Linked DNA regions of Homo sapiens: region 1 is linked to region 2. A link is an interaction called in ENCODE POLR2A ChIA-PET data of the cell type or tissue named here. Cell type or tissue: PC-9. All regions are shown on one strand. Links, peaks and the distances in the headings refer to the core of each region. The heading gives the core; the rest is flanking DNA.

Evidence for each region. ChIA-PET counts read pairs that join two places held together with the same protein. Peaks named below come from ENCODE experiments on the same cell type or tissue, not always from the same donor. Only the 100,000 strongest peaks of a DNase experiment are listed, where the experiment ranks them.
Region 1: POLR2A ChIA-PET joins it to region 2 with 8 read pairs; 2 of 35 experiments call an interaction of 5 or more read pairs at or near these places.

What each region holds. Positions count from the first base shown.
Region 1 is chr1:55,187,348-55,195,692 of GRCh38, forward strand. All of the region lies in intron 1 of USP24 (ubiquitin specific peptidase 24), which reads right to left. Among named protein-coding and RNA genes, the nearest start is that of USP24, 24 kb to the right of the region's middle. In PC-9, for the core only: no CTCF peak of the experiment used is centred there; a DNase peak (open chromatin) is centred at 4,064.
Region 2 is chr1:55,084,330-55,100,322 of GRCh38, forward strand. It overlaps USP24 (ubiquitin specific peptidase 24), which reads right to left. Exons shown (of 68, transcript NM_015306.3): 45 at 15,442-15,540; 46 at 14,147-14,229; 47 at 13,614-13,755; 48 at 13,269-13,388; 49 at 12,623-12,843; 50 at 12,169-12,293; 51 at 10,926-11,067; 52 at 9,608-9,758; 53 at 8,492-8,587; 54 at 7,694-7,797; 55 at 5,298-5,411; 56 at 1,613-1,709. Among named protein-coding and RNA genes, the nearest start is that of PCSK9, 53 kb to the left of the region's middle. In PC-9, for the core only: no CTCF peak of the experiment used is centred there; no DNase peak of the experiment used is centred there.

The DNA of each region.
Region 1 (8,345 bases), core at 346-8,345, 95 kb after region 2:
CTGTGAAATACTGAATGCTTTTCTCTAGATCAGGAATGAGACAAAGATGTCTGCTCTCACAGCTTCCATTCAACACTGCACTGGAGTGTCTAGTCAAGGCAATTAGGCAAAGAAAAAATAAAAGGCATTCAGATTAAAGAGGATGAAATAAAACTACTTCTATTCACTGATGCCATAATTTTGCACAGAGAAAATCCTAAGGAATTCACCAAAATAAATACCAGAATAAATGAGTTCAGCAAGGCTGCAGAATACAGTATCAATATACTGTATTTCTATACACTAACAACTGTATTTCTATACACTAACAATGGGTAATCCTAAAATAAAGAGAATAATTTCATTTACAATAACATTAAAAAGAATAAAATACTTAGGAAGTGCAAGACTTGTACACTGAAAACTACAAAGCATCATTGAAGGAAATTATAAGAACTAAATAAACAAAAAGACATCCTATGTTCATAGATTGGAACTTAAAACTGTTAAGATAACAATATTCCCCAAATTGGTCTACAAATTGAACACAATCCGCATCAAAATTCCAGCTAGTTTCTTTGCAAAAAACGACAATCTAACTTTAAAATTTACAAGGAACCCTGAATAGTCAAAACAACAAAGTTCAAGAATTCACATTTCCCATTTTCAAAACTTACTACAGCGCTATAGTAATCAAGACAATCTGGTACTGGCATAATGAATCAATGGAATATAATGGAGATTTCATAAATAATACCTGGTATTTATGGTCAATTAATTTTTCAGCAAGAGTCACGAGACAACTTAATCTTTCACAAAGACAAAAAAGTAATCCAATGGAGGAAGGACAGTCTTTTCAACAAATGGTGCTGAGACAACTGAATATACACAAGCAAAAGAATGAAATGACCCCACCTCAAGCCACATACAAAAACTAACTCAATGTAACGCAAGACTAAATATTCATGACCTTGGATTAGGTAATTATTTCTTGGAAAAGCAAAAGCAACAAAGAAAAAATAAACTTCATCAAAAATAAAAATTTTTGTGCATCAAAAGTCACCATTAAGAAAGTGAAAAAAAGAATCTACAGAATGAGAAACAGTATTTGCAAATCATAGATCTGATAAAAGATTTGCATATAGAATACAAAAAAAAAACCTTACAACTCAATAAAAAGACAAATAACCTAATAAAAAATGGGCAAAAGATTTGAATAAATGTTTCTCCAAAAAAGATACAAGCGGTTCACAAAAAGATGCTAAGCATCTTCAGGAAAATGCAAATCAAAACCACAAAATACCACTTCACACCTACTAGGATGGCCAAAATTTAAAAAGACAGGAAAGAAGCCGGGCATGGTGGGTCACACCTGTAATCCCAGCACTTTGGGAGGCTGAGGCAGGTGGATTGCCTGAGATCAGGAGTTCGAGACCAGCCTGTCCAACATAGTGAAACCCCGTCTCTACTAAAAATATAAAAAATTAGCTGGGTGTGGTGGTGGGCACCTGTAATCCCAGCTACTAGGGAGGCTGAGGTAGGAGGATTGCTTGAACCTGGGAGGCGGAGGTTGTGGTGAGCAGAGATCGCGCCACCCATTGCACTCCAGCCTGGACAACAAGAGCAAAACTCCATCTCAAAAAAAAAAAAAAAAAAAAAAAAAAAAAAAGACAGGAAATAACAAGTATTGGTGAGAATGTGAAGCAATTGGAAACTTCACACACTGCTGATTGATTATAAAATGGGGCCACCGCTTTCCAAGACAGTTTGGCAGTTCCTCAAAGGTTACTAAGTTTCCACTTGACATAACAATTCCATTCATACAAATATTCATAAGAGAAATGGAAACATATGTCCACATAAAACACGTATACATGAGTGTTCGTGGCAGCATTGTTGCTAACAACCAAAAGGTTTGGAAATTATCCAAATGTCCATTAGAAAGAATGAATGAACAATCCATTTTATGTCCATGTGTTATATCCATACAATGAAGTATTTTTTAGCTCTAAAAATGATCAAAATACTGACAAGTTACAGTATTTTGAATGAACATAGTGAGTTGAATGAATTTCCACAAAAATAAGTTCTGAAGTTCAGTTCTCAATGAACTCCAAAAATATACTAAGTGAAAGAAGCCAGACATAAAAGGCCGCATATTGTATCATTCTGTTTATATGAAATGTTCACAATAGGCAAATCCATAGACACAGAAAGTAGACTGGTGGTTGCCACAGGATGGCAGGAGATAGAAAAAGACAGCATGAGGTTTCTTTTGGAGGTGATGAAAATATTCTCAAAATAAATGGTGGTGATGGTTGCACAATTCTGAATGCACACTTTAAAACGGTGAACTTTATAGTATAAGAATTCTTTCTCAATAAAGCTGTTATTTAAAAGACTTGATTAACAAAAATGAGTTCAATGATTATAGTCACTAAAGAAAGTGGGTATATATCTAAGAACTGCAAAACACAGAGTTGTACCTAATCTGTAATAAAAATCTAACACATATGGCAATTAGCTTTAAAACAGCAATTAAAAAATATTATTATATAAGGCCAGGCACGGTGACTCATGCCTGTAATCCCAGCACTTTGGGAGGCTGAGGGAGGATCACTTGAGGTCAGGAGTTTGAGACCAGCCTGACCAACATGGTGAAACCCCATCTCTACTAAAAATACAAAAATTAGCTGGGGATGGTGGAAGGCACCTGTAATCCCAGCTACTTGGGAAGCTGAGGCAGGAGAATTGCTTGGACCCAGGAGGCGGAGGTTGCGGTGAGCCAAGATTGCACCACTGCACTCTAGCCTGGGTGACAGACCAAGACTCCATCTCAAAAAAAAAAAAAAAAAAAAAGAAAGAAAGAAAATATTATTTAAGACTTGACAGGCGAAATATACCATGTTGCCTCCTAGGCAGTTAACATTCTTGGTCTTAAAACTGGAAGCAACAGCGCGTTATACACAGGGTTAAGGAATGATACAAAGCAGCACTACATTTTCAGGAGTGTGCTGCAAACACAAAGAGATAAGCAACCACAGAGGGGGATAGTATGAACCCATATTTTGGTTGGTTTGATATTTTGAGTTATCACTTTTAAGTAGAGCCTGTCCTTGGCAAAAATTACATACTGACCAAGAGAACACATACAAAGCAGCTCAGTATCGTTCTATTGCAAAATGTCATAGCTCCGAACAGACATAATGTATTGAGCTTTTAATAAGATCTTTGCAATTTAACTTACTATTTTCTCATTAGATGCCAAATCCAAATGATACAAAAGTAACCATTAATGGTCACTGATTATAAATTAATTAAAAACATATTTATTGAGAGTGCTATGCTCCAGACAAAATGCTCAGTGCTGAGGACAAAGATAACGGACACAATTCTTGTCTTTAAAGAAAAGGATAATGTGAAAGTAGAGAAAAGGCTGGTGGATGCCAAACCAGCCTGTGGGTGTCCAGGTATATGTGCAGTGAGAACAAACCTGTACACAGTTGAAGAAGTTTAAAGGAAATCGTGCTCCAGAGAGAAGATTACAGATCAAATTATTTCAAAACCAGTATTTTTCAAGTATATTAATAAAACTTCAACATTTTTAGCCATTTGACTACTTGAGTCAATATCTTTGCTGCTTTTTATGATACTCCATCAACTTCATTTAAAATTGAAAAATAATTTTTATAAAATATTTTACAATATTCATGTAAATCCAGCAGTTGTTAGGAGATGCACAGCTCTGGCACGAAGGTAGAAGAGAAATGAGCTTGCCAACAATTATTGAATGTCACTTTTAACCTGAAAAATTTTTAATAACATTAAATCTTGTGTATTCAGTTGTTCAAGAAAAATAATACAGATGAACTAATGTGTTCAATTATGATTTCTAATTGGTCAGTTTACGATTAAAGTAAGAACAAGTAACATTGTTGGATACATACTCATCTCTTCAGTATTTTAGGCTACTTCCTAAATATGTAATTTTTTTATGCCCACAAATACAAATGAAAATATAAACAAGTCTCTGTAACTGCCATAATGCTTTATAGTGCCATAAATATGCTAGGAATTCAAATAGTTATGATTATGACTTCATCTGTTTGCCAACTGTTTGGACTAAGGCTTAGTATTTACTTACTTATAAGATCAATATGGCACTTTCTTTTTTTTTTTTTTGAGATGGAGTCTCGCTCTGTCACCCACACTGGAGTGCAGTGGCACGGTCTTGACTCACTGCAACCTCTGCCTCCCAGGTTCAAGCGATTCTCCTGTCTCAGCCTCCTGAGTAGCTGGGATTACAGGCGCCTGCCACCACGTCCGGCTAATTTTTTGTATTTTTAGTAGAGACGGTGTTTCACCATGTTGGCCAGGCTGGTCTCAAACTCCTGACCTCGTGATCTGCCCGCCTCTGGCTCCCAAAGCGCTAGGATTACAGGCATGAGCCACCCTGCCTGGCCTGGCACTTTTAATTGTTGCAACTGAAGTTTTTCATGGAATTGATACACAGTCACTGTACAATATTAATCTACCCCCACACAGTTTAGCAAAGATCTTTAAGTTTAAAATATAGATTATTTTGACAAAAATACCTTTCTGCATCCTACCTTTCATATTGCAAATTTTAGTTAGACATGTTTGTACATACGTTGCTATCCATATCCAGAAACTTGCCCGTTTGAAAAACGCAAATGAACCAACATAAGCACAGGTGATATCCTAACTGGGAGTTAAGTACACATGCACACAAAATCTACCTAATCCTTGCAAATGAGCTTTAAAAAATCAACATGCAAGCTTTTAAGTTAATAAGAGAGTTTAATATTTATTTAGAAAAAGTACCCTTATTTTTTTAAAGAGACAATAAACTGATTACTCTTGAACCCAACAAGGATACATTACTGTAATTTAAGCCTTCTTTGTTGAAAGAAGTAAAACCTACTGGGGAGGTACCTACCACCTGCTAGTTTAGAGATAAGCTCCTGTCTGCCCACTGACTCAACAAATACAGATAAAAGAAAATTATTCAACTTAACGGATAAGAGACTACCAGTGTTGCTTAAAGTTTATTTGAATACTAAATTCAATTACTGAACTATGCTATTAACCAACATGTGCTCAAAAGAACCTCTGATCAATATATAGAAAAATGAAGATGACAGACTGATCTCTTCACGATGATTTTAAACAGATTTGTCTATTACTTGTGTATTATAATAAACAATTAGAAACATATATGTGAAGAGCTTAAGGAAAAACATGCAAACATGGGCATTCGATTGCAAGTCACTAATTTATAATACCTTTCATTAAATATTGAGGTTGTCAGTTTTACTAAATATTTTTCAAAGCAATTTGGAGATGGTTATATGCAGATCTGATATTCCCTGTTAATTCAGACTAGAGAAAATAATTCCTAAAATATTGCTTCCTGGAAAAAGAGAAGATGATAAACAAGTAAGTGTATGCAGTCCCCATGTATGAATACATTGTGTCTGAAGTCTGCAAATGTTTTCCTGGAATGCATCTTCATTCCATGTTATGAGTAGTAAATAACTTCCTAAACTATTCAACAAAAGCTGACTTTTGTATGTGGTTCCCTGCATTAACCCTTCTTGGTTATTCAGGTAAAGTCAGTCCTCCACACCCATGGGTTCAACCAATTGTGAACTGAAAATATTTGGGAAAAAATGGATGGTTGCATTTGTATTGAACGGATCTAGACATTTTTTTCTTGTCATTAGTCCTTAAATACATAGAAAGCAATGTATTTACATTTTGTAATTTACATTACAAATAATGTATTTATATACAGTATAACAACTACTTGCATAGCATTTATATTGTATTAGGTATTATAAGTAATCTAGAGATGATTTAAAGTACACAGGAGGATGTGCTTAGGATACATGCAAATACTAAGCCATTTTATATAAGGGATTTGAGCATTTCGGTATCTGTGGGGAGGGCAGGTGGATACAGATTTTGGTATCCCCAAGGGGGTCCTGAAACCAACTCCCCACAGAAACCAAGGGACAACTGTATTTAGAATACAGAGAAGCAAGGTTTTCATGAGAAGAGGTTGTCCTATAATCCAAAGGTGATATCTTACATATAGAGGGTAACCTTCATTTAATATTTAAGGTTTGGGACATACAGATCATCGATTCCAGGATCCAAAAAGTAGGTAGCTGTTCCAGTCCCAATTTCCTTAGGGCATCTCCAGTGACTGCAGTTATGCTGGGCCCTCAGTTTTAGCAGCCAGCAGGAAGGAGGAGAGATATGGTAAAGGGGATTGAGATAAATTCAGATGAGAGCAATATGAGTGAGCAGTAAAGGAGAACTAATACGTCTACTGAGCACCTAGCTGCTACATGTCAGGAACAGCACTAGTAACTATGGAAAAGTGTACATATATTATAATTTAATTATTCTCAAACCTCAGGAGGTAAGAGTTATCATCCTCATTTTTTACATGAGCAAACAAACTGAGGCTCACATAAGGCAAAGTTACTCACCAGAAGTCACATTTCTTATGGTCACTTGCCTAACACCAACAGTCATTAAATGCGTTCAGACTGAAATAAAAATTTAAGTCAAGGTTTCTCCAAATCTCAGGCTCTAGATTAAGCATACTTGAAAGTATTCCAATTCCTCCTAAAATTGGTAGCATAGCATGGCCTCAAAAAACACCAATGCAGAATGGAGGCAAAAATGCTTTTACAAAAAACAGAACTTATATAATGCACCCCAAGCCAAGAATTGGGGAGGTAAGAGAGGACTATCAAGTAAAACTTATTTTCTTCCAAAGCACTAGTATTTTTTAATCCATTAAAACTTAAAGCTCTAGATAAACAGCTATCTAGCAGAAGCAATCAACTTTCATCCTTAATTTTGTTGAAATTTCCTTTACTAAGTATTACCATCTAACAGATCTAATTGTTGATTCTTTCACTACCACTTGCTAGCTGTGTTACCTTGAATAAACTTCTTAATCTATTTGCCTTTGTTTTCCTCAATGAGAAAGAGAGCATGGTGCCCGATTTGCAGGATTCCTACACAGATGAGGGATAATTCATCACAGGGCCAGCTACAACACACAGCAACATAAGAAATAGAAGCCCAGGCTGAGAGCAGTGAGCTCACACCTGTAATCCCAGCAGTTTGGGAGGTTGAGGTGGGTGATCACTTGAGCTCAGAGGGCTGAGGCTGCAGTGAGCCGTGTTCATGCCACTGTACTCCAGGCTGGGCGACAGAGGGAGACCCTGTCTCAAAAAAAAAAGAAAAAAGAAATAGTAGCCTAGTCCACTCCTTAGGCTTCAGATGAATCTTTCTTTGTCCCTCTCTCTCTCTCTCTCTATGCTAGACTCTAACCTTGGTGCCCTCAATGTACTCCAGATTTACCATATCCACAAAGAACTCGGTTTCTGACTCAAATCTGTTACTTCTCTAACATTCCTAACCCCGGAACTGTGTCCTCGTCCCAGCCAGTTGGTCACATCACAGTAATTCTACCTTATAAATTTCTTCTGAATAGTCTGTCCTAGCCAAGCCTGCTTACTTGAGGTCTCTGTCCTGTGTTGCTCGGACTGCTGCAATACTCATATAACTGCCATTCCTTCTACCAGTCCATATCACCACTCCCGTGCCCCCTCCAAAGGGCCACCAGAATGATCTTCCTTAAAACAAAACAAAACAAAACAAAACGAAAACCCTAACCCCAACCCAAACCAAAAAAAGGAAGCTCATCCCATCACTCACTTCCTCAGAAAGCTCCATTTGCTCCCAGCTGCCTAAAGGTGCCTAGAAAGTAAAAGCAAGCTTCTTGCATTGGCAGGCAAGGCTCTCCATCCTCTGATCACAATCCATCACAATATATGGTTTGCCACTTTCCAAACCTTCTGCTGGAGCTACATACAAGGTCCTATCATGAAACCATGTATAGCTGTAGGCTGCTCTCTCTGCCTAGGTGGCCCTTTCTCAGCCTGATAAATTCCTACTTCTTCAAAACCACTTCAAGTATCATCTCTTCAACAAAATTTTCGAGCGTTGAGATTCCTCCAAGCAAAGGAAGGTATTCTGTCTTCTATTTTTACACAGAATTCTCATTCAGTATTTTCCAGAGGCTATGAATACATCTATGAATAAGACAGACATACTCTGCCACTGAATCTTGGAAATCTCCTGTCTTTCAGGGAAAAAGACAAATAAGAAATTACAATTTCTTGTTAGGAGTGTTACTGTAAGAGTATTACGAAAGTACATAAGGAGGCCCATTCAGCCTTTAAAAAGAAGGCAATCTTGCGACATACTATAACATGAACAAGCCTTGAGGACATCATGCTTAGTGAAATAAGGCAGTC
Region 2 (15,993 bases), core at 7,994-15,993:
GCAAATGGATAGCAACAGCCTGACAGAATGACAACGGTGATATCGACTCAGCCGTGAACTTACTTGAGAGCCCGCTGACGCCTCATGGAAAGCTTTGAAAAACATTTTATTTGTTTAGAAACCATTTTGGTTATGACATTGCTTCTTCTTTCCCTCCCACCCCAACTGTTTTTGGACAAGTCCCTAGAAATTCATCTGTGATCTAGATTTAAGACCAGGCTTACTACTCTCATTAGTTCGTTTCCTCTGAAGATGGTATTCATACTTCTGCAATATTCCCATCCATCCTGTCACACCCATTATAAATACAGTAAAATTTAGCATTTACATAGCACTTCATTTTCAAAGTACTTTACAAGATAAAGTGGGTGGCAAGAGGCACCATTTCCATTTACGGGGGGAGGGGGGCAAATAGACATGAAAATCCATCAGCTGGGCATCAGACAGAATTCACTGAGCAAATGGCTTCCAAGTGTATGGCCGCCATTCCCTTCTCTTTCTGCCGCCTGCTGTCCTGCCTTTAGAGGCTGGTGGGTAATATGCTACGGCCTGACCCCATCTCTAGGGAGGCTGCACTAACTCTGCCTTTATCCTTTGTTTGGGTTGGTACATGGGAGGAAGGAGGAGAGTGATATGGTCCTTATGTTAAGGATTCTTGATGCATCTTAGAAACTTCCACAGGGAATGGAGCAATGGCATTTGAACTGTCCTCAGCTGCTCCTGTGGCTTGTATTCTATATTTTGCATCTAGGTAGGATTTTGTTTAAAAAATGGTTCTGCTATTTAAGCTGATCAAAACCACTGCCTTACAGTAAACCTCAACTTCCTAATGATTCCCGGAATTGAGATACAGTCTTTGAGGACCTTCCTAAGGGGCATATTTGACTGCCTTGTTCATGGAACTAAGTGCTTGGGTGGCAGGCACTGTATCTGGATCAACATCCTCCTTAAAGGACTTGCTCAAAGTTGCACAGCAAAGCCAACATCTGCATTTGAAGCAGTAATTCCTAGAATCTGTATTTAGTTCATTGAGGCACAATGCCTCCAGCTAATGTTTATAAGAAGCCAATTTGTTGTGAAAATAACATTTTTCAAAGTTTTCCATGTAGTGTCAGCTGTTTGAAACAGCAATCTTGGGAAGTAACTGCTGTACCTGTAAGGACTTAACGCCCCTGGATGAATAGCACTATTTGGTTTGGTTGCCAGCTGCAGGTTTAGATCAGGAAAATAGCTTATGAGGAAAAAGACAAAGCCAGAGGTGGCTCAAAATGTCTGCTGGCCTAGATGAGTCTCTAGACACAGATTAGTCTCAGTTCAGAGAGATCTAATACAAATTCTTGAGAAAGGACTCTGAAAAGGGAGTGTTTCTAGAGAGAAAATCCCAACGCAGACCAAAGCAGGCCTGAATTCCTGGCCTACCCTGGTGTTTGGGATGTGAGGAGGAAGGGACAGAATGCCTTCTCCCTGGCATGTACCAAAAATCAGTTCACAGAAGGTGTATTTATGTGGCAAAATTACCAGACTCCAATCCTAGGCTCTTTCTTATTACCTGCAATTTAAAACATTTGGTAAAAACACAGTGTATAAATAACGTTTTAAAAATGAGACCGACCTTATCCTGATAAAACAAGGCACTGTCTAGGGTTTTCTCCAGAATGGTGGCCACAGCAACTCGTACTTCTCTCACATTGCACTCCAGTAAGAAAATCCTGAAAGAAAGAGAAAGGTGGTGTGAAAAAGCAAGATACATTTCCACAACCTCAACCTTCCCATGATAGGTCCCATCTAATAGCCAAGAAACAAAAGTAGAGTCTCCTGACAGTGTTAGCGCTTATGGGCCAAGTGGAGCTTTCCAAGGTCACTTCACTTCTGCTTATTCCTGCTAACTGTAATGCCACATACCAGCCAAGGCTCTGTTCAAAATTCACTAAGACTCTATGTGGCAACTATGAGAAAGTTTAAAAGATAAGAAGTACTCCCATAATGTTCAGCTCTAGAGGTACAATCAGACTCAGCTGCAATTCTCTTGAAGGGAATACCTAGAGGATGCAAACAGATCCAGAATATGGGGAGCTCTACAGAGCAAACAGTCTACTCCTCAAACAAATGGCACAGCATACAAGGGGCAGGGGGACAAAGGAATGACTGATGGTCAGAAGAGCCTTAAGAGACACAGAAAGCAAAGGCCATGTGTGGACCTCACTGGATCCTGATTTGTGCAAACTCAATGGTAAAATGACACTTCTGAGACCTTTGGAGGAAATCTGAACATGGACTAGATATAAGGTGATATGAAGGAATTATATTAATTTTGTTGGTGTGATAACAGTAAAGTACTTACATTGTTTTTAACTTTGCTGTTAGAGATGAACTTTACCTTCAGATACACGCTGAAAATTTATTGTGAAATGATATAATGTCTGCAATTTAAAATACTTCAGAGAGACAAAAAAGCCTGCATGTGGGTATCCTGTGTGAGAGCTGAGATAGCTAAGGCAAGACAGGCAAATGTCAACAACTTGCCTGGGGCCTGGGTACAGGAGAGGGCTCATTCTGCCTACTTCTGCGTGTGTTTAAACATTTCCACAATAAAAGGCTCTTTAAAAATGTAAAGTATCCTTCATGTTAGTAGTCTGAATTCTTTAGATCAATCTGTAAGCAATATTTACTATGAATTAATTTTTTTACAATTATAATTATGTTTAAAGAATTGCCTTAGAAGACTATACCAAGGGGCTGATCTAAAAGACAATATCTCTTCATGTTTAAAGTTACTAAAATATGAGTATAGTATATATACTTATTTTTTAGTTGCAAAAATGACAACCTATCTTAAAAATTATAAAGAAATAAGTAATTAGAAAAAAAGATCATTAATTCTTCAAACACGAAATCATAGCAATTGATAGTGATGAGTGATTGGTCTTTATAAAGAAAGAAACAAACTATAATAAACTCCATCAGGAAGAATGTAGAAGTAATTCACTGGGATTCTTGAGCATTAGGAATACCAAGAAACCAAACATACTACCCAAAGGACGTTACAGTTTCTCTGGAGATATTTAAAAGCAAGTCTGCTTGGACATAAGGGAATGAATAAAATATTTGCATATTTGCCATGTTCCTTCCAAATGGATGATCTTTCTATAACATTCTAATGCTTGCACAATGCTCAGGAGTCCCGTTGGAAAGATATTTTGGAATCAAACTAGAAAAATGGTTATCTCTAATGCAAACTCTAAAGGGACAGGCGTACAGCACACAGCACTTCAAAGAAATGCTTACTGATTCTTTTTATGAATTATATGGATATATGCATGCATGCCTGAATAAGTATTTGACTGCTTGCTATTTGCCAGCCTCTTTGTGTCTAGTAGGGAATGAACTGAACCTGGCTTCTGCCCTCAAGAAGCTGAAGTTGTAGTAGAGGAGATGGGCAGAAAAAAGGGAGCAGACTAGCAGGCAACATCCGTTAGACTGGGTGACTGGGAACAGCCTCTCAGAGCAAATGCTATTCACGCTGATGTCTGAAGGAGAAGCCACTTACTATGTGAAGAGGGGAGGATGGTGTTCCAGATAAGGAATAACAGGTGCAAGGACCTTGAGGCAGGAAAATAAGCTCGGCAGGTTCAAGGAACCAATGAGCCAGTATGGCTAAAGCCTGACAAGCAGAGAGTGAGTCAAGGAAAGCCTGGAAGGACAAAAACCAGATCAAGCAAGGCCTTGTGGGTAATGGTGAAAATTCTGGATTTTATTCTGAGAGCAACAGGATTCCGCTGAAGAATTTTTAACCAGAGAGGTAATGTGATCTAATTTGTTTGAAAAAGAACAGGTCTGTTGCTGAATGAAATAGATTAGAGGGAAAAGTGCAGATATCAAGTAGGCAAATAAATGTTTGGAGCTCAGACCTAGAGAGGAAGAGGATCAGGGATCAGCAGTTCTGAAAAGATCTCTAACTTACCAGCAGACTGTGATCGCCTTGTGGGAAGAGACTTGCGTTTCTGAATTCCCTGTTGTGTGTTTGTTTTGAGAGAAAACAGAGCATATTTGTATGCTGGCAGAAGTGACAGAAGTGATAGAAAATTCTAGAAAGTAAAGATGCAGGAATTAAGAGTGAGATAATTAAAGGGTCAACTTCCTTGAGAAGGTGTGCACATGTAGAGAGATTCATTTTGAAAGGAGAGAGGATACTTCCTCTACAATAAAGAGAGGAAAGGGCAAGCTGGAACAGACTCTGGCAGGCGTGTGGCATCTGTGGTTGGGGTAGGAAATGCTCATTTGCTAATCTGTACTTTCTCAGTGAAGTCGAGCGGTAAGGAGTGGGCACAGCTGAGGCAGAGTGAAGGAGGAGCCCACTGGGGAATAGAGGAGACAGGACACCAGAGACCACGGCAGTGCTTGCTGGAACCCCACATAAATGTTGAACTTCCAAGGACAAGAGAAGCTGACTTGATGAGGATGATCAGAAGTAAAGTGTAAACATTCATAGTGATTGGAGCATTCTGAATTTCTGCCAGAAAAGCAAATTTTTCTTTTTTAAATTTCAGGTACCTAGGTAGATGTACTATCATAGGTAATATACTACCAGGAGTTTTTTTTTTTTGAGTGGAGTCTCGCTCTGTTGCCAGGCTGGAGTGCAGTGACGCGATCTCAGCTCACTGCAACCTCTGCCTCCTGGGTTCAAGCAATTCTCCTGCCTCAGCCTCCCAAGTAGCTATAGGTGCCCACAACCACGCCCGGCTAATTTTTTGTATTTTTAGTAGAGGCGGGGTTTCACCATGTTGGCCAGGATGGTCTTGATCTCTTGACCTCATGGTCTGCCCGCCGTGGCCTCCCAAAGTGCAGGGATTACAGGTGCGAGCCACTGCACCTGGCCTACCGGTAGATTTTTGAAAAATAATTTTTTAGTCAGAATCCAAACACAGTTAGACAATATTGTGAAATGTGTGGTACTCTGGGATTGTTTCTCTCTTTCCACCAGATTCCGAGTCCCTGAGGGAAGAGACTTGCGTCTCTGACCCCCTTTGAACCATAGCAGGGGTTTAAGACCCACGTGCCTATGAGTACCTGGCAGGCGATCTGCCTCACAGGCTCTTCTTGTGGTCACTGAATACTTGCCTGAGATGATTTTGGAGTGACCTGAATTATTTCCTCACTGTTTCAGTGAAGAGAGTTTAAAATAGACTTTAAGCAGAACAATAATTTCAAGTTGAAATAAAAAGGGTTATAAGAAACTTCAGCTCTAAATCACTGGAAGAGACACAAATTTCTTTTAATTAAAAGACTCCAACACTTACTTTATCAATTCTCGTCCTTCAGAACTAATAAAATATTCAACTAACCACTGACAAGCATCAAAACTTTTTGAAAGCAATGCTTCAATGGTAGCAATCCATTCTTCAGTATCAACCCTTTAAAAAAAAGCAGATACAGCAATGTTAGGAGCATAAGCCCAGCCAATGACCTCATGCAGTGCACTCTTGTTGGTTCTTATCCTTTCTATCTATGAATGTCTCTCTGTATGTCTCTCGTGGGTAGAGTGGAGGGATAAGAGATACTTAATGACTGCCCACTACCATGGCTCAGTGTACTCTGGAAGTCAGTGCTTTGCATTCCTTGGCTCCTTGTGGTGTGGCTCATCTTTCCCCACAAACAAAAAAGTGTAAAGAAGCTTAAGTCTTAGACTTTACCTTCCTTCTGCATCTTCATCAAACAACTCGAATTAGACAAAAGGCCTGAACTATAGCATTTTTTTCATTAATTTACACTCACAAAATGTCCACTTTCAGAATAGCTTACATTGACATTTTTATGCTTTATTGCTAAAATCATTAATATCCTACCTTATGGAATAAAAAAAAAATATTCAGGCAGAAAAAAGGTATAATGACTATTCTACCCAAGCCCTCATAACACCTCCCTTACATCCCCCAATGTCCCAAAATGATCATTGTGTAAAATGGCCATATAAACAAAATGGAAATAGTGGGCCATGTGTAAAGAGCATGAGCAAATTTCACAAACAAAAGTGACCAATCCTATGCCAGGATAGGCATAGTGACTAATTAGTTAATCCTATGCCAGACATTAAAAGAAAGGGATACATTATTTTTTCTTTTTCAGATAATAAAGACTGAGATCACTTAATATATCTTTGATTATTATACATAAAAATGAAGTTGTCACTATATATTTTTTCTGAAGAGTTTCTTGACTGCAAAATCTGTCCAAAAACCTCTCCATACTTGGAGAAGCTCACTTTGCTAGTGAGAGGGAAAAGACTGGGAACTTAAGTAGTCTTTTAACTCTAACTGGTCTCCTCACCCTGGGTCTCCCCTTACTCTAGGTATATTCTACAAACCACTGCTCAATACTCTTCATTCTTCACTCATTTATTCACAGAACAATGACTTATCCAGAACCTATAATGTGCAGGCACCTTACCAGGTGCTGAAGATAAAAACCGATGACGAGGCCAGGCACAGTGGCTCACGCCTGTAATCTCTGCACTTTGGGAGGCCAAGGAAGGCGAATCACCTGAGGCTGGGAGTTCAAGAGTAGTTTGCTCAACACGGCGAAACCCCGTCTCTACTAAAAATACAAAAATTTGCCGGGTGTGGTGGCGCACGCCCATAGTCCAGCTACTTGGGAGGCTGAGGTAGAAGAATCGCTTGAACCCGGGACACAGAGGTTGCAGTGAGCCAAGACTGCACCACTGCACTCCAGTCTGGGCAACAGAGTGAGACTCTGCCTCAAAAACCCAAAAAAACCATAAAACCAATGATGAATAAGATACAGTCAATGTCTGTAAAGTTTCTAAGGCAGAGGTCCCCAAGCCCTGGGCCATGGACCAGTACCGGCCTGGGACCCGTTAGGAACAGGGCCGCACAGCAGGAGGTAAGTGGTGTGCCAGTGAGCATTACAGCCTGAGCTCCACTTCCTGTCAGATCAGTGGCAGCATTAGATTCTCATAGGAGCATGAACCCTATTGTGAACTGCACACATGAGGGATCTAGGCTGTGCGTTCCCTATGAGAATCTAATTGTCCCCCCAACCCTCCCTTTTGTGGAAAAATTGTCTTCCATGAAACCACTCCCTGTTGCTAAAAATATTGGAGGCTGTTGTTCTAAGGCATTACTCTGGACATACTTCCCTGTTCAAAAACCTTTCACGATCTCCCACTGAACACAGCCCAAACTCCCTGCTCTGGCACTAAGGGCACTCAGTGAGTTCTAAACCCAACATTCAGCCTCAGCTCCAGGAGTCTCTCACACGTCCTACTAAAACACAATTAGTCACTCATGGTTCCCTAGGCCAAGTCTTGTCTGTTACTCAGGCTTTCCTTTCTGCCTAAAATGAGCCCTCTGTGTTTCTCTGTTTTGCCTTTCGAAACCCTCTGAGAACATCAGTGTCTTAAAGCCTACTCTAATCTCCTTATCTGGATATGATTTTGCCCAATTCGAAGATGTACAGAATTTATACCTTGGTATAAATTGTCTTTTTAGGTATTTCTCTTTTGTTTGAGCTATTCTTTCCATTAGGTTAGAAGTTTCTTAAAGCTAGAGACCATGTCTTAGTCCTCTGAATAAAATTAGGTAGCTGCTTTCACAATATTTTAATTATAAATTCAACTTCAATTGAATTCACCAGTGCCCTCTGTCACAACAGATTATCAAAACATATCACTTCTCACCTGAGTTTCTTCTTTGTCCGTAGATAAGTTTGAAAAAGGAATTGAATAGCAAGCTGTAAGCTCACCTTTGCCATGCAAGGATAATATGGATGCTTTAATTTAGTCTAAGAGAGGGAAACATGAAAGAGGATATTTTTCACAGAAGTTTTATAGATTATTACACAGTTACGAACTAAATTATGATACACACACAATATATGAATATGATATACACACATGATAAAGTTAAATACTAATAAGAAGAATCTTGCCAGTTCATTATAAAAAAATGTTCCATTTAAATTTTTAAAAAGGTTAAGAAAAGACATTGTCTTCATTTCTTTTATGAAATCCTCTCAAAACAGTTGTTAGACCGCAGGATGTTAAGTCATCAAGAGACTAAGAATGTTGTTTTCCCTTATTGGCAAATTACAATCATGGTACTCAAGGAAAAGTAGTTGAAAGTTAATCTTTAGTCTTGTGATATTTTATTACAAATTAGGAATCTCCACAAAGACCAATATCCATTGACATGAGCTCACAGTTATAGCTATTCTAAGATTCTTTTATAAATCTAAACAAGGGCACTTTAGAAAGCCAGTATGTGGGAAGTCACACCTCCCCACCATCTACATTATACATTCAGAATGCTGCTTGCATTTTAATATTACCCAATACGGGCTACATTCACGGGAAAACCTTTTTGCATCTAACCTGAATGCTAACTACTGAGACTGAGGATGAATCACTGAATGCTTTAGCTAAAGCATATTTAATTGTAACCCTTTCTTATTTCTAACAATCCAGTTAGTTACTTACAGCATTCAATGAAGCTAAAGACAAAACAAAACTGAAATAATCACTACTGTATACATCTCTATTCTTCATAAACTTGAGGTTCTCATCTCTCACCATCTACAAAAGAAGATTAATAATTATTTTTATGAAATGGAAAAATATTCAATATGTGAAGGACATTTCTAATGATATGTAAAAATATAGGTAAAAAGCACTTATAAAAAGTGAATTATAATTTATAATTCCCCTTTCTCAAGTTTTGAACTTTTAAAAGAGGAGAGAGAAAACCTTCCTTTGACATATAAGATGTTATAAGAACTATTATTCATTAAACCATACCCTTTTGGGAAATTCAGGTAAACTGCCATGTGAAGGACAAATGAATTCTAACTTGGTATTTTAGGTAGAAGGGGATAAACAGAGCTCTCCCAAGCACAACCAACTCCATGCTTCCTTTATGTCAGATGGCTTAATTCTCTTTCTTTCTTAATGTAAGACTCGATATTTTTCTCAAATTCTCTTGTTCTAGCTACTGAGCTTTTGATTAATTAGTGTATAAAGTCTGGACTGAGTAGACAGTTCTGAATTTAGATCCTTGTCCTGTGACACTGGCACATACTTCTTCTTTTCTGAACCTGTTTTTCCATCCAAAAAATGAGAATAAAACCTGATACTGCATAATAATCTTTTACAAATTAAAGATGTGCTTAAAGCACGTAGCACACAGTAGGTGTTCAATAAATAATGGCCAATGATTGTTTTATTAGTCCCACTCAAAGGTTATGAACCTTAACTTGTTTTTCTCTCCAGACAAAATAAGTTTATTTCAGCAACACGATTTCTTTACTGCCCACTCCCCACAACTCTGTTTATTTGTGACATTTCACACTCACAGAGCAGGTCAGTGATTGTGCCTGCCAATCATGAGTGTGTATTCATACTTGTGTTCTTAGCACTCCATGGCTCTAGCTCTATGGCCCCCTCTGTGTCGTGGCATAAAAGGTTCATGAGACAAGTGTGTAAGACGATGTAGCCCCAGTGGTACAACTAATCCAGCAGAAGTACTTCTGGACCTACTAGATACATTTTGATGTCCACGTGGATATTCCCCCTTAGAATTTTTTATATGGTTCTTACCTGGTATATTCGAGCAGGCATTTTCTCCACAAACAGTCCTTTCTTCTCGCCTTTTTTAACCAGCTTGGTAAGAATAGACAGCCGGTCATTGTTCGGCCTATGGGGCCGAGGGGATGACTGAGGTGAAATTTCTGGTGAAGATGGAGCTGACCTAAGAGATAGAATCAGAAAACTCTGTCTAGTATAAAGTGGCTATTTTTTCAGTAGTTACTAAGACTTGCCAAATTCACATAAACGGGTATTAGACTATTTGATTATTATACATGTATCGAAACATAAAACTGTACCACATAAATATATACAATCATAATGTAACAATTAAGAAATTAAAAATGCAATACTTTCTAATTAGTTGGGAGAACTGATTGACATTATAGAAGATAAAATAGTGCAGGGCAAATTTAACACAAATTTTTACTTAAGTGGCATATGAGATTTAACATTTAAGCACAAAATGAATTCTTCCTTCATATTATTGTGAGATATCTTTCCCAGCCATTAAAAAAGCAGTGAAATAAACTTATCTTAGAGCCACACACTCAAAGTCGTGTAAGAACAAAGTATTGAACCAAGTTTTCAAATTTAATAAAACACATATAGTCATATTTCTCACATGAAAAAGTAAACACTTTCCTGACCCAATATATTAAAAGGCAAATTCACTGACAATAGGACCTTTAAAAAACAACAACATTCTGACAGTGTTGGCATAGCATTATGCTTTGGACAAAAAGTGTATTCAACAAATGCTGCTAACATTAAAAAAAAAAAAAAAAAAAAGTCCAGGTATGGTGACTTATGCCTATAATCCCAGCACTTTGGGAGGCCTAGATGGGAGTATTGCTTGAGCCCAGGAGTTCCAGACCAGCCTGGGCAACATTGGGAGACCTTATCTTTACAAAAAACAGACAAACCAAATATCTGGGCCTGGTGCCCCTCGCCTGTGGTCCCAGCTATTCAAGAGGCTGAGGTGGAAGGATCGCTTCAGCCTGGGAGGTCGAGGCTGCAGTGAGCTATGATCATGCCACTGCACTCCAGCCTGGGTGACAGAGTGAGACCACACTGTCTCAAAAAAACAAAAAACAAAACACTTCAATTCTAGAATGAAATAACTTACGTGCATGTTTCTAAATATGTAACAACTTCTTGCCAAGAAAATAACCATGAAGCAATAAGGGATTTATTTTCTTTTTGGAATTCTTTTTAGAATTTCTCTCCAGCTTAGCTAATTATCTTTAAAATCTCAAATAGTATATTGTCACAGACCACATCATCACCATAGAAATCACACAGCAAATTACATGGAAGAGACACTTACAGAGAGAGATCCTCAGCTTCCTGCCGTACAACGCTGACTCGACTTTTCTTTGGTAATACTGGGGAGTTCTGATCAGACACCCTTTGGTAGAAAAGCATATAGGCATTCCAGTATCTTCGGCGCACATCAGTGTATGGGTTTGCTTTATAACAAGACATTAAGAAACACATCTGTAAATAAAAGTTTTTCTTGTCTTGACAATCTAAAACAAAGGGCCCATTATTCCAGCAAGTAGTTAACTACTCCCTAAGTTTGTAAAATGCAAAGTATAAGTAAAATGTGAGTGTCTTTAGAGTACTGCTTAGCATGGAAGTCAGGATACTTCAGTTGTGGGCCTAGCTGGATCTCTCACTTGGAAGTGATATAGGTGGGGACAAGGAATAAGGGAGCAGTATGGTAATGGAGTAAGAGAAAGAAGGTAAGTATCCTAGGGAGGTCTAAATGTAAGCAAATAGCAAGTGACATTTAAAAATATGTTCTGTGGCACAAGATGGGATAACTGGCCTCACTTAACCATTTCTGCCAAGATCGGCCAAATCCAGGCAAATTCTGACAATACTATATCCAACTCTTAAAGGTTACCACCATAAGATGCTTAACTATAATGGCATGGTATCAAAATCTAATACAGTGAATCCAATACAGCTAAAAATTTAGAAATACCACTAGAAGATTTCAAAATCAGGTTTCTGAAATGCTAAGGTCTCCACCAAATAGCTTTTTATCAAATAGCAAGTTCTGATTGGGCTGTACTTCTCCTCATACTCTTTTTTCCTGGGAGTGGGGATTGTAGAGGGAAAGACTGCTTTGCCACACTGCATAATAAATATGGTTTTAAAAACACAGGTGCTAGAAATGTCTTCTCTAATTAGTCACACCTCTACATAAGTGAAAAGGAAATCTGAAAATTTTAATGGATAACTACTTCCAAAACTATTTTTAAGGTTCAATTTCAGTATTCATTACTTTCTCTCTGATGCTCATTTCATCCTTTTAACTTACTCCCAGCTCCCCTACCTATCCCTCAAGGTTGTTGTAAGAAATTATTTAAAAAAATTTTTATAAACAGCTTGAACATTTTCACTTTGGTTATTAAAGAGCTTGCTCATGGTTCTATTGCTAGAACAGTAGTACAATAAAAATAACAAAATCTGTTGTGTTTTTATATAAAGAATACTATTAATTTTTATAGAAAACGATAAATAAAAAAACTAATGGAAAATATCCATTTGTAAATACTTACTTTGATCATAAACTTTTGGTCTATATTCTCCTCCAAAGCATTCATACTCCAGGGTCTCGTCATTTAGGTCAAATTCTTCTATAACTGTGTCATTAAATTTATACCACTTTCCTTTTCCACACCCTCTAGAACCCAGAGATCAGACAAACATTATAAGGTTAAAAAAATCAACCTCCTCATCCTTAGCATTGATCTCAATGTATTGTCTACAAATAAAGCAGGTGTTTACCATTTGAAAATATCTAAGAAATATGTAGCAACAATTATTTCAATTTCTAAAACAACTTTTCAAATTGAAGGGGTAAAACCAGTTGCACGAAGCTTTAAAACTTCAAAATGAAACACAGTCAAGAACAATGCCAAAGTGTCCCTGCACCACAGCGGTGAGTATGGATGATAACGGAGAGCAGGGGAGGGCAGAAAGTGAGTAAGTGCTGCCTCAGGAAACTCTTACCGCCTGTCCTTAATGAAGGAATAGTAGTGGCCTGCGTGTGCCTGCCCACTGTGTACGATGACACCGACAAGTTCATAGTTTTCTGTGAGGGCAACCTTTTTTCGTGGGGATCCTCCACCGCCCTGATCCACACTTCGCCCATTTTCCCCAACTTCAGAAGAAGAATCTTGGCGAGCCATTCCTGAAACTGTGTAAGGCTCCATGTTTAGCATCCAGGGAAACTATGTAGAAGCAAAAAGACCATATTAACGTTGATTACTAACATATACAGCAGTACCCAGTTAAGTGAGATCCAAATAAGAGGAAGTGTTTTCCTAGTTTAAGCTAGGAACAACTACCTCACCAGTTCAAGTATAAAATCTCAGAAATGTTAAGTCTGGGAACGTCTAAAGTAGCCTCTGGTTTGAGCCCTAAGGAAGGCATTTTCCTTCATAGTAATCACTAGGATGCCTTCTAGAAATGAGGGCCACTGTTTCCAGATCTGCCTATTCCGGTAACAGCAGCTGCCTAAGATAAGGGGCTCTTCATAATGCTGAGACAACAGCCTTAACATGGTAGACAGAATATGAAAATTGAAAAAGGAAAAAAAAAGAAGTGAGTGAGGAAATGAATGGTTGTGAAAAATTTCAGGAAGAAAAAAAGTTACCCTTATTTGTTCATCATATTTAATGGAGCGTCCGCTTTCCCAGTCAAACCCAAATCTCATTAGGTGAATTACCAAGACGCTAGGTAAAGATTTAATACAGGTCCTTTTCACTGTTATTCTCTAAAGAAAAAAAAAAGGAAAAAGAGCAAATCTGAATGATCTCCATGGAGAAAATAAAACAGCACAGTAATTAATGCAAAGGCCTTTCTGATCCATGTGAAAACAAGTAATGACACAATCTAATGGAAATAACAGTAGGAGCTTAATACTGATTTTACATAAAACAAAGACGCACTATGCGAATAACAAATTAATCTTGTTTTTTAAAAAGGGCAAACATAATACCTTTTCTTTACACTTTTCACAGTAGTACGCATTACTTCCTTCTAGAACTTCTCCTCTAACAAATTGGTCCAAAGAAATTTCCAAACTCTGACAAGAAGTCACTCCTAGATTGAGAGCCATGAAAGCTTCTTCACGCTCATATCTGATTAGGAAATAACAGAAAACCCACAATCAACAATGGAATTTAAAACTCTTCAATTATCATAATACCTAAGCTTGAACACAGAACTACATTTTTAATCTGGGAGTCCCTCAATATTTTAAAAGTCCATTACTAAGTTAAAATGCCACTTTGTGACAATTAAGAATTGCCTAAAATTATGAATTTCAATGAATATTTTCTTAAGCCCACAAAGAAATTTTTTCTCCTTCTGGAAGTAGAAAGCAAAGAAATTTAAGTCACTAAATACTTATAGATCTGTTGACAGGGAGAGAGTTCTAAGTCTCTTAACAAATGCAAAATTTACAACATACTAAACAAATCACTTCAAAAGGATGATCATTTTTCCTGTGTCGGTGATATCTTCACTCACCTGTGAGGACAGTCTTTACAGATCTTCTGATCAGAGTAGATGCCCTGAAATGTATTCTTAAAAATTTGGTCTCTCCCCATTTTCTGTTGGAATGAAAAGTTACAGTTTTAAGTGATGCCTCCTGAACTTATGAGTATACAGAATTTTATTAACACATTGCAATTTAAGGACCAAAACAAAACGCGTCATTCTGGTAGTATCAGCTGTGGTGAATGGAGGCTAAACCCATTATTGGCCCCACTGTCAGAGTGATGCAGACGATCAGAAGAGGAAGAGGAGGAGGGATGGGTCAGGTAGAGCTAATGACAAGAGAGTGTTCTCCAGGGTGATTCTGAATCCTTCTCCCTGTGCTACAAGGACCAAGTTAGGGGCAACTCTCAGCAATCTTTTCTTTTTTCTTGTGGATAGAATGCCATCAATTTGCAAGTTACTTTAAAAAATGGAAGAATTGTGCCTACTGATGAGAGGCCAATGCTGGCAGTGACAGCGGGATCTGAGAAGGCAATACCGTTTAGGAAGTCTGCCACATGGCTTACAGGGTAGAGGTAGAGAGCTTTGGGTTTCAACAGCACCACGAATAACTTTTTAATCTGGCTCCTTTCTCCCCTGTGCCAGAGCACTCTCTGCTCTGCACAGGGCCATCAGCTCACCAGTGACTGCAGCACTCTTCTGAGGCCAGATTATTTCAGTAGACACACAGAAAGAATATGTAGGTAGGAATGGTTATTACTATGTAGTAGAGATTAAGAGTTACATACTTTACTGAGCGTTAGATGAATTAAGAAAATATGCAATTCTAGGCCAGGCATGGTACCTCAAGCCTGTAATCCCAGCACTTTGGGAGGCTGAGGTGGGTGAATCTCTGGAGGCCAGGAGTTTGAGACCAGCCTGGCCAACATGGCGAAACCCAATCTCTGCCAAAAAGTACAAAAATTAGCCGGGCGTGGTGGTGCACACCTGTGATCCCAGCTACTCGGGAGGCTGAGGTGCAAGAATCTCTTGTACCTGGAAGGTAGAGGTTGCAGTGAGCTGAGATTGTGCCACTGCACTCCACTCTGGGTGACAGAGCGAGACTCTGTCTCAAAAAAAAAGAAAAGAAAAAAAAGAGAAAATATACAATTCTATTGATCTGTGTTATGTTTTGATGTTTAAACACAGAATACATTATAGTTCTTATGTTAAAGATAATCAATTTCTGATTCGTCAGTTTCATAGTAACCCCAAATGCTAAGACACTATTCTCATACTATAATTAGAGTTTGAGGGAGTTAGAGGGAAAGTACAACTTTTACTACCTTGAGGTATTCATCCATCTGATCAATGAGACTAGTAAAGAATTCATATGCATCCTGCTGTTCTCTCACATAAAGTTCTTTATTCCACATCTTGAAAATCTATATAACAAAAATTAAATGTTTTTAAAGGAAAAGTAGCAATTTCTGAATGTGGTAGAAAGGGAACATGAAAGAGCACTTAAATGCTTATAAAAATCAGGTTCACTATTAGGATGTGGACATTTCTAGTGAAGTGAGACTAGCTTGTATTCAGCCATCCACCCTTTTTTCTAGTCCCCTTACAATCATAACAAGTCTCTGAAATCAAAAGTGGGTACTGGGTAAGATCTAGGCCATGGAACAGAGAATTTCTCTCTTAGAAACAAATCAACCTATGGGGAAAAACACAAGGTGATCCTCCAATATGTGAAACACAGTAAAGCAATGTTTAAAAATAGTATTCTTGGCCGGATGTGGTGTCTCACGCCTGTAATCCCAGCACTCTGGGAGGCCGAGGCAGGCGGATCACCTGAGGTCGGGAGTTCAAGACTAGCCTGACCAACACGGAGAAAC